2 separate regions of the Homo sapiens genome follow, and region 2 is linked to region 1. Evidence: chromatin contacts called from ENCODE Hi-C or POLR2A ChIA-PET data. All regions are on one chromosome and are shown on one strand. Each heading gives the region's core, a stretch centred on a gene start or an enhancer-like site at or near the end of the contact. The rest is flanking DNA. Distances are from core to core; before and after follow the strand shown. Region 1 overlaps LINC01934 (long intergenic non-protein coding RNA 1934). Region 2 overlaps LINC01934 (long intergenic non-protein coding RNA 1934).

Region 1 (5,357 bases), core at 1,917-4,416:
TGTAGTAGCAGTGGTTATTCCATGTAGAAGCTAGCTGGGGGGGCAGGAAAAGCATGTTACAATAGCCACAGCTTCCCTAGTATCCCTGGATCTCTGTCAATAAAGTGGGTAGCTGCATTGTGTAGCTGCTTCTCCTGGCTTAATTTCTATAAATGTGTGAGAAAAGAACTCATAAGAGGGAGAAATATCTTCTGTCCACACCCCAGGTCACAGGCATAATCAGAGAATATAATCATTTCCTAATTTCAGAATCCAAGGTATATACCTATGCCTAAATTTTTCCATCATTGGTTATTTCTTGCAGGACAAATAAGAATTTGGTCCCTCACATATTTCACCCAACATGTCGTCCACTTACAATGTACCAGACACTACATATGGTGGGGAGAGTTGAGTTGTGTTCACTCTTTTCCCTTAAGAAGCTAGTGTACAAAAGAAAGATAGTCATGTAAACAATAAGAGATCATGAAAAGAGAACAGAAATCTAAAACCCAAGAGGAAAACTGAGCAGCATAGAGCAGTTCAGAAATCTAGCGGACCTCATAGTGAATAGGCTGGAGCCAAATGCTTCTACCATTGCCTGTGTCTCCATTTGTGTTCATTCCTTAAACTTTGCTTTTTAAAGCATACTTTATAAAAGGAAAATGTGGCGCATTGGTATCACTTTTGGTTGTATGATGTATTGTCATGCTATAATTTTAACAAAGGTGCTATGCTAGCCATAGGGAAGGAGAATATTTCATTCCTTACTCATTGCTAGATTCATGGCTGAGGCACCAATAAAAAAAGACAGATTAATAAGAGAAAAGCGTACTCATTTATTTAATGTAAGCTTTATGTGACACAGTAGCCTTTATAAGGAAACAAAGATTCAAAAAAACAGGTAACCTAGTGTATTTTTATGCTTAGATCTGATGGAGAGATGGATAGATATGGAGAAGTATGATTGGATAAAGTGGGTGTGATCTAATAATAATAAACTGGGGGGAGTTTAGCAAGCCCTTCTCGTTCTGATTCTTCTCTGTGCCCCTGTGCCTTCAAAGATAAAGATGTTCCTTTCCTCTGGGTTTAGGAAGGGCACCTTTCAAATGAAGGTCTCATGACCTGCTTCAAAAAAGAAGGGTAGGAGAAAGCCAAAGAGTGATCTTCTTAGGTTTTATTATATGCTTCAGGTGAGAAGGGTGAGAAGAAGGTGAGAAGGGTGAGAAGGTGAGAGTGGCCTTCCTGCTTCTGCTGTTTTCTCAAATGCCAAGGTGCCATATTTTGGGTAACATGTCCTGAATCCCATTACCACTCTAATCAATTCTAATATTTGATAGTAGAGTACAGAGAATAAATTCCAATTCTTTTATTGAGGCAGAGATATAATTATGAAGTATATACCAACACACATTTCCTAAGTTTATTTGAATATACAGTTGACCCTTGAACAATGCTGGGGTAAGCGGCACTGATCCCTCCCTGTGCAGCAAAAAATCCATGTATAACTTTTGACTCCCCCAAAACTTAACTACTAATAGCCTACTGTTGACCAGGAGCCTTACAAATAACATAAAAAGTTGATTAACACATAAATTATATGCTCTATTATGCACTATATTCTGATAATAAAGTGTGCTAGAGAAAAAAAATTAAGAAAATTGTATGGAAGAGAAAATGTACCTACTATTCTTTAAGTGGAAGCAGATCATCATAAAGGTCTTCATTCTCATCATCTTCACGTTGAGTAGGCTGAGGAGGAAGAGGAAGAGAAGGGGTTGGTCTTGCTGTCTCAATGGTGGCAAAGGCAGAGAGGTGAGAAGGTGGAAAAGGAGGCAGGAAAGGTAGTTATACTTGGTGTATCTTTTATTGAAAAAAAAATCCATGTATAAATGGACCTGTGCAGTTCAAGCCCATGCTATTCAAGGGTCAACTGTAATGAGGATTGATGTATACAGGTTGAGTATCTCTTTTCTGAAATGCTTGGGATCAATGCGGGATTTTGAATATTTTCAAATTTTGGAATATTTGCATATATATAATGAGATATCTTGGGGGATGGGAACCAAGGTTAAACAAAAAATTAATTTACGTTTTCTATACGTCTTATACATGTAGTCTGAAGGTAGTCTTATAAAATATTTCTAATAATTTTGTTCATGAAACAGAGTTTTGGCTGAACTTCAACTGCAGTTCATCAAAGGAGATCAGGTGTGAAATTTTCTACTTGTGGCATGACATCAGCACTCAAAAAGTTTTGGGATTTGGAGCATTTTAGATTTTGGATTTTCAGATTAGGGATAATCAGTTTGTATTATAAATGCAAAACATAGATTTTTAAACAAAAGTTCAGTGAGAAAATTTGGAAAAGTTGTTGATGGGAGAAATAAATTTTATCTAAACTTTACTTCTCTGGCAAAAGTAGAGCCTCCTGGAAAACACAGCTGCCATTAACCCCCCGTATGGGGGAGCTTTTAGGCAAGAAGGAGACTGCCTATTGTCATTAGGATGAAAATGTCCAATAGAACCTTCCACAGCTATTGCAACTCTAAATTTCCCCACCCACTTTGTTAAACTGATATATAAATCCTTCTATTTAGGGATTTATTTAACTACTGGGTCTATTGTCAATTAATTCACAGGTCCCATCACTCAAGCCTAAATTGGTAGAGAAAGAATTTTTCCTACCAACACTGTTCATTCTGTGGCATGAAATGAAGGAAAATAAAACTTCCCCTTCCTTTCCATAGGCAAGATTCCACAGGTCTGAAAATATAGACTTTAAAGTATATTTTTAATATTTACATTCATTTGCTTTGATTTCTTTTTCAGGATTTATGGGATTAGCAAATTTGTTATAGAATTGGATACAACTCATTTATTTTAGGACCATATCAGTATATCCTTCTACTATATCTTGTTAATTATGCAAGATATTAAATAATAGAATTTTTGCTTAATACAAACATGTTTGTGATTAACATAATATTTTCGGTATGTCTGAAATAGAATTTCAAATGTGTTGAACTGAGTAAAAGCTGTTTTATAGAATGACAGACATCTTAGTCAAGGCTAAGCATATCTAGAAACAAAGCATGAATATCAAAAGGGTAACGTGCGATCTTAGTTTCATGTACTCATATTTTAAGAATCATATATAAATTGTGGTACTCACCACACCCAAAACAGTGATATGTTTCCATAGTAACTGTTGATCTACTTATAACAAAACAAGGATGGTGAGGAAGGAGAAACAAAGAAAACAAAGTTAAAAACAGAATTAGCCCTGAATATATAATGACCACAAGAGAAACAGTTTGGTAGAGCATGTTGAGAGGGAATATTAACTCAGGAAAATATTAGGAATTTGTGATATTTTTGAAGACAAGAGTTATGTTTTCTGTTTCTTTTAAATCTTTCTGTAGTCTGAAAAAAAGCCATGCACACAAGGGGCAATCAATAATTAAATGAGAGAAAGACAGAGAGGGAGAAAAAGAGAAAGAAAGTAAAGAACAGAGGAAAGGAGGAAAAAAATGAAAAATGAAAACATTCAAGAAAACAAACATCTCTCTACCATCAGATCAATAGGCATGAAAATAATAGAACAAATAACAATAATCAGTTTTCAAAAATAATGATCAACTGTGAATGCTAAAGGGAGAAAATATCCCTTTTTAAAACCTATCATTGTAGGTGTTCACAAATGCCACTCAAGTCACTCTCAACTCCGGTTGCCACTTTAATAAGAAAGGCTCAGCCTGAAGGTGAATTATTTTCATAAGTTTGAGCTTAATTCATTCAGCCAGTTTGAATTTTGAGAACAGAAAAACATGTTTCCTTCCCCAGTGGCATTTTTATACTCATATAAGTCAAAAGTAACTATCCCGTCAGCAACTCAAGTAATAAAAGAAAAGCATGAATTTGAAGATTAATGCACTTAAACACACATGGACATTTTACAGCATGTTTGTAGGTATTTTGGTTTTCTAAATGTAACCTTTGACGTTTAACTTTTGTACATTCTTTTCTAAGCTTAACTATCTTTAAACTTTCAATAGCAATTAAAAACTAAATTGACCATATTACTAAGGTTAATTTACTTGTGTTGCAGATTAAAACAAAAATTATTCTGGCTGTACTTACAAAGCAGTTTGCCTATGTAAACTTCAAGGCTTTATAAGAAGATCATCTGGTGATAAGTTTGGAATTACTCTGTTGACTGAATAGAAACTATGTGCTTCTGAGACTTGGCTGTGCACACAAATCACCTGAGATCGTTAAGATGCAGATTTTTATTTAATAAGTCTGAAGTAAGGCCTAAGGTTCTGATTTTGGACATCCAGCTGATGTGAAACAGACCACATTTTGAGTAGCAAAGCTTTAGAGAACTATAATCTTTTGTTAAATATTTTCCATTTTCTTTTCCTTTTCGATTTGTGATTGATTCTTTTACAATCTTAACTTGTAGAAGAGTGAAGAGTTCTAGCCCTTTATGTTGCGTAGTACATAAAAAGAACTGCACAAATGGACTCTCCTTAGAAATTTGTAAGAATTGCTTCCCCTAAAAAGTTTGATTGTTTTCCTACTTGTCTTTGGTAATGATGAAGATCGCTGATCCTTTGGAGTTCAATTGTTGGGACAAATTTTGCTGCATTTACAAAAATGTGCTGATGTAAAAGTCTAAAAAGTAGCACAGATTCTAAAGACATCTCCAGACCTGAGTAACAATAACATTTTTGGCGACACACAAAGGAACAGGAAATTGTAATGAGTTTCTTTTAGCCCAAAAAGCAACCACAAACTATATTTCATACTGTTATTGGAACAACAGAATCAACATCCTCCATATGGGCCAGCAAAAAAGACACCTTTAAAATGCTATTGGAAGCAATAAATTGAAAAATGGGGCAGGTTAAGTGTGTAATGATACAAGCAAGACACAAACAGGAAGCCAGCAAATCTTAAGGGAGATCTTCCATGGCCTCAACTCTATTAAAATATACACATGGAAGTAGTTTTTCATGATTTTTTATTTCTGGTTTTAAATTTATTTAAGTAAAGAGCAGGAAAATCCACCTCAACAGTTTCCTGAAACTGTGCAGTTGAGTTCTTTTATTACAACCTTGGTTCATTAAAAAATTGTAAAACTCAGGGTATGTTTGCCCCTGTGATTAAAGTCAGAAAATATTGGTATATGGTCCTTCTACTCTTTCAGACAGGCAGAGAATATGAGTCAAAATTTGTAGCTTCTTTTTCTCTGTATATATGTCCACAAGTTTTTAGTACAATCTTAGGTAGATATCCAGGCAATTCAATCTATCTTATTTATCCTGTTAATGTCAGAATTTTTTGATAAGTTATAGATGGTCAATGAGCAG
Region 2 (5,357 bases), core at 1,846-4,345, 82 kb after region 1:
CGGGGCTGCGCAAGGCGCTCGCAGGCAGGTGCGGGTTTGGGGTGGGCGCGGGCTCCGCAGCCCCTGCACTCAGCTCGGCCTGCGGGCGCCTGCTGCGCTTGATCGTGGGAGGAGCTCCCTCTGGGCTGCCAGAGTGCCCTGGCTATGTACCCCAAAGTCCCGTGGGTAGTGCCATTGAGAGATGAAGCCGGCTGGGCTTTTGGGTCAGGTGGGGGCTTGGAGAACTTTTCTGTCTAGCTAAAGGATTGTAAATGCACCAATCAACACTCTGCGTCTAGCTAAAGGTTTGTAAACGCACCAGTCAGCGCTCTGTGTCTAACTAATCGGGTAGGGGACTTGGAGAACTTTTGTGTCTAGCTAAAGGATTGTAAATGCACCAATCAGCGCTCTGTCAAAACGGACCAATCAGCACTCTGTAAAACGGACCAATCAGCTCTCTGTAAAGTGGACCAATCAGTAGGATGTGGGTGGGGCCAGATAAGGGAATAAAAGCAGGCCACCCAAACCCTCTCCGGCAACCTGCTTGGGTCTTCTTCCACTTTGTGGAAGCTTTGTTCTTTTGCTTTTCATAATAACTCTTGCTGTTGCTCACTTTTTAGGTTTGTGCTGCTTTTATGAGCTGTAACACTCACTGTGAAAGTCTGCAGCTTTACTACTGAAGCCAGCAAGACCACGAACCCACAGGGAGGGACAGACAACTGGGAATGGGAAGAAGGAACAACTCTGGGTGCTTTGTGAACTGTCACTGTCACACTCACGGCGAAAGTTTGCAGCTTCACTCCTGAGGCCAGTGAGACAACAAACCCCACCGGAGGGAACAAACAACTCCAGATGCGCCACCTTTAGGAGCTGTAACACTCACCGCAAAGGTCTGCAGCTTCACTCCTGAAGCCAGTGAGACTATGAGCCCAACAAAAGGAAGAAACTCCGGACACATCTGAACATCTGAAGGAACAAACGCTGGACACACCATCTTTAGGAACTGTAACACTCACCACAAGGGTCTATGGCTTCATTTTTGAAGTCAGCGAGACCAAGAACCCACCAATTTCGAACACAGTAGGGCTGGAATTGCGAGCTATACTTTCTGTCACTTAGCAGCGAAGAGCCTGTCCTAAGACTAGTAAGTAGCAGGACTAGGACTCCCTCCCAGGTCTCTGAGCTCATGTTCACTGCTATTATCTGTCACGTGTTCAGCGTCAGGGTTTTTTCTCTTTTCCCAAGTAGCAAAGGCTTTTCACAATTGTGTTGCAAAGACCACACCAGAAACAAGACATACAATACTTGATAACATTTTCTGCTTCACCGATGGAGGACTACAACAACATGTGAGGTTTTCTGGCCTTTAATTTCTTTGAAAAGGTCAAAACTGTTAAAAAGGAACTACTTACTGTATTTTGCTAAAAAACATAAACATTGCAACATTTCAGCTTTCAACTTAGAACATAGGAACATTGCCTCCTGCGATTTTGATTTTAGATAACCAACTGCAAATTCTGATACAACTCCTGGCTGACCTTATCAGTTTATATCTAGGGATGTTCTAATTAAAAATAAAATTGAATTCATTTCTTTATCATACTTTTATACAACCATAGATTTCCCAACTTCCTACCACAGTAGGAGGCACTGTGGCAACGTATCAATATAAACACAGTATGGAAAATTCTAAACCAAACCTGATGGGAAATGCACATGATACTATTATTTGGGCTATGAAAAAAAAAAAAACAACCTTGAGGAAGTCTTTTCTGATTTTATTTTCACTGCACTTTGCTATATGCTGGTAGAGTTTCAGTACATGTGAGCGCTGAGGCCCTCAAAGTAAAAATATGGAGGTCTTGAGGTCAGACCAGCTACCCTGCTGTCATTCATTTCCTGTGCTAAGGTTACACTGAAGATAGTTTTAAAGCTTTGATGTAAACAGAGCAAGATTAAAAAGAAAACTTGAAGAAAACAAACTTTCAGGAAAATAAAGGCCATAATTATTACATTAAAAACTCTGCCCTTTGTGCCTTAATATGACATATCACAAAAATGCCATTTTAATTGTTTTACCATATATTTAAATGTTTTGTATTTGTTGTTATTCCCAGCAGCTAACAATAAGAAAATAGCAACATTAAGGTCAGTTTATTGTTTACTAGAAATCATGATTCTAATGAGCTCTGAAGAAAATGTTAATCATAATTCTTTTGCAGTCTTGTAAAATAAATACTAATGCTTATGTATAAAGTATATATGAAGAAAATATGTATATGTGTGTGTATCTTGAATGGTGATTCTCTTTTTAAAATGATTTCATTTTTCTCTTTTCCATAGGAAAAACTGTTTAATCAATTTTACTAAAATTTCACAGCAGAACTCAAAACACATTGCAACAAAATATTTCAGCATATGCTGAGTAGTGCTCAGACCCTTTATATGCAGATATGTATTCCAGAAGAAGATGGCTCTATAAGTTTCATGCATTTAAAGGGCTTTGTCATAGAAAAGCCTTCGTGCTGGACCAAAGTCAGAGAATCTATAGGCTAGCCCTAACTTAGCCGTCTACTGTATGCTTGAGAGCTCTAACACTCACCTTCATATTATTAAAATGGATATAATTATGAAGTATTCAGAAGAATTAAATCCACTATATAAGTAAAAGCACTTAATAAACTGTAGAATAATAACACAAATGTAACATTCATATTATTAATACTACCTGGACTTTAATGCCAAGGTCAGTATTAAGATTCCAGTATATAGATGGAAATAACTCAAAAAAATCTTAAGTTAATTGTAAGAATAAGATAGGTTATCATTTTAATTTTTCTTTCATTATATTTTTGGAATTATAATGAAGATGATATTTTGAGGAGAGCAAAAAGTCTGCACTTATTCTTAAAGATAAGTGTTCCTCTCATACTTCTACTTATGACAAAACAAATTGTTCATTTCCTACTCCCACTTCCTAGACAAAACTCAAAAATGTTAATTTTTTAAAGAAGGCAGTGCAGCAACTCGATTTTAGAATCCTGTGAATCCTCAAATCCACCAATTACCTCTGTGACCACGAGTAAGTTACCTAACCTGTTTCAGTTTCTTCTTCTATGAAATGTAGATGACAATACTACGAACATCTCAGAAGACTGCTGAGAATATAAATGAGTTACACAGGTTTAGAACTTAGCATGTCTAACACAGAGTAATAACTCAATAAATGTTGTTACAGTATGACTACATATTTCCTCACATTGGCATTTTGGACATGCTGATCAACTCCCAATCTCTATTTGTGAAGACCAAAAAGGTTAGCATCCATCCCAGATTCGTCTTCTTTCATGTGTCAAGACACTTTCCATGTAGAGTCCATTCAGATGAAATTACAGCAATCCCCTCTTTCAAGTTCAATTTGTTTGCCAAAATCATCTGATCCAAGAAAACTCTAATACAATTAGGTAGCTTAATGGCCATAATTTCTAGTCTTAAATAATCACAGTAGACTTAGTAAAGATTTATTTCAAATTCTTGCCATATGATTTCATTTTTTTTCATTTATCTGAAGAAAAAAAGGTGTTTATAGAGCTGCTACCACATTGCAGGCATTATTTTAGGTGGTGGGATACAAAGTTAAGCAAAATCAAACAAACAAAAACTGAAAAACATAATCCCTGCCTTTGTGTAATAAGAAAGATAAATATTAAAGTAATTACACAAAATAAATGTAAATTTTCATCTATATTAAGTGATATAAAGGAGAAAAAGCCAGTGCTATGGGAATATAATTCTGTGGGAAAAAAACAAATTATGTTGGAGAGGGAAAGCTTCTCTGTGGAAGTGATAACTTAGTTAGTATTTGAAGAAACCATGAAACTAACAGAGTGAAAGCTACGAACAATCATGTTTAAAGTACAAGGAGCTACGTGTGGGTAACAGGGAGCATGGGGCTTTCAGGGCATGAAAAAGGGAAAGTGAGACTGGAGCTCAGAAAAGGGAAAGCATGGAGTGAATGAGATGAGGCTGGAAAAGGAAGCCAAGCCTTGTAAGCCATATTGAAGAGTTTGTCTTCTTTTCCTAAGGACAAAGGAACACCATTAAAGAATTTTAAGCATAGGTATATAGAAGAGAAGAAGGGGTTAATATAATCAAATATGAATTGTTCATGCAAACAACAATTTAGAGGGCGTCAGAGTACCTATGGAGAAACAAGCTGGGAGGTTGTTGCTGGAATTCAAGAAAGAGAAAGTGGAGGATTAGACTGAGCTAGAAATTTTGCTAGTGATGGAGGAAGAGCTTGGTTTTCTGCAAAATATACATTCTTCTCTTTCATTGCCCAGGCACATTTTTTATATAAAGACATTTCCCTTTTAAAACATCTAAAGAGTCAAAGCAAGGGGTAATCGTGGGTAAAAGGATCCCATATGCATTTGAAGTCATGAGGGAACAGTTAAAATGCCAGTTTCTAAATAATCAGTATTATTTTCCTCCAGGTAAAAGACCTTGTTTAGTATTAATATAAAACAACACTGAAAATGAACCAAAGGGAACAATTTTCATTGAAACACATTTTTATTTTGAAAATGTCATAGGTAAACACTCATGTATGAGAAATCAGGTCAAAGAGTAGTAATGCCTTTGACTTCAGGTTGAAAGAAAGGAAAACACATTCAGGAAGTTAAGAGAGTCACAGGCAACAGATCCTACAGTAACAATTGCAAAATAACCAAAGGCATCATCTTTGGAGTGTGCCAAAAGACCTAGTTGTTGCCATAGGAAGAATATGTCCCACGTTTTGGCCACTAAGCAACCATGTTTTATATGCAAAAGTGATATGTATAATAGCCAAGGCACCTTCTTAGTACTTCACAGCAACTGAGCAAATGTAAACATACACAGACACACACACACCTAAAATACATTAAGCTCACAATCTCACAGATGTGAGAAAATAAAAGGAACGGCACAAAACAGACATGCAGAAACATTCATTACAATTTTCTCTAATGTTATCTCTTCCCAAAAAAAAAACAAAAAACAAAAACAAAAAAACATCAAATGAAATCATTGACAGTCTAGTTCTCCCTGAGTAGAAGGGAGACATTAATTTAGATCATCCTGCACATTGAAAAGTTACTGCACTGCAGGGATTTCCAATTACATAATGCAGAATCAGAATTCTGGGTGTCACTTGGCCGCCAGCATCCATGGGTGAGTTGCATAACACTCCTCTGTCATCTAGCTCATGTGAGAAAAGACTTCTGCTGTTCCAAGAAATGGCACTCTTCTTGGAGACCTTCCCAGTTACACAAAAGAGCATAATTTCCACATTATCCTCTGGCATACTGTCTGGGATAAGTCTATGATAGCTTTAT

The links. A loop is a pair of places that touch in the nucleus more often than their neighbours do. ChIA-PET counts read pairs that join two places held with the same protein, here RNA polymerase II (POLR2A). Pooled maps may share reads with other maps.
Region 2: a pooled map shows a loop between it and region 1 (5-fold over the local background). The contact joins two enhancer-like sites. A Hi-C loop is called at or near these places in 6 of 50 pooled maps. POLR2A ChIA-PET finds 5 or more read pairs at or near these places in 4 of 52 experiments (CD8-positive, alpha-beta memory T cell, HEK293, activated CD4-positive, alpha-beta memory T cell and 1 more).

What each region holds. Positions count from the first base shown.
Region 1 is chr2:181,222,845-181,228,201 of GRCh38, reverse strand. It overlaps LINC01934 (long intergenic non-protein coding RNA 1934), which reads right to left. Exons shown (of 5, transcript NR_130784.1): 2 at 1,667-1,731. Among named protein-coding and RNA genes, the nearest start is that of MIR4437, 80 kb to the left of the region's middle. Within about 2 kb of position 3,166, at least 2 of the 41 ENCODE cell types and tissues checked have a DNase peak (open chromatin) inside an H3K27ac peak, as active enhancers do.
Region 2 is chr2:181,140,474-181,145,830 of GRCh38, reverse strand. All of the region lies in intron 1 of LINC01934 (long intergenic non-protein coding RNA 1934), which reads right to left. Among named protein-coding and RNA genes, the nearest start is that of LINC01934, 19 kb to the right of the region's middle. Within about 2 kb of position 3,095, at least 3 of the 41 ENCODE cell types and tissues checked have a DNase peak (open chromatin) inside an H3K27ac peak, as active enhancers do.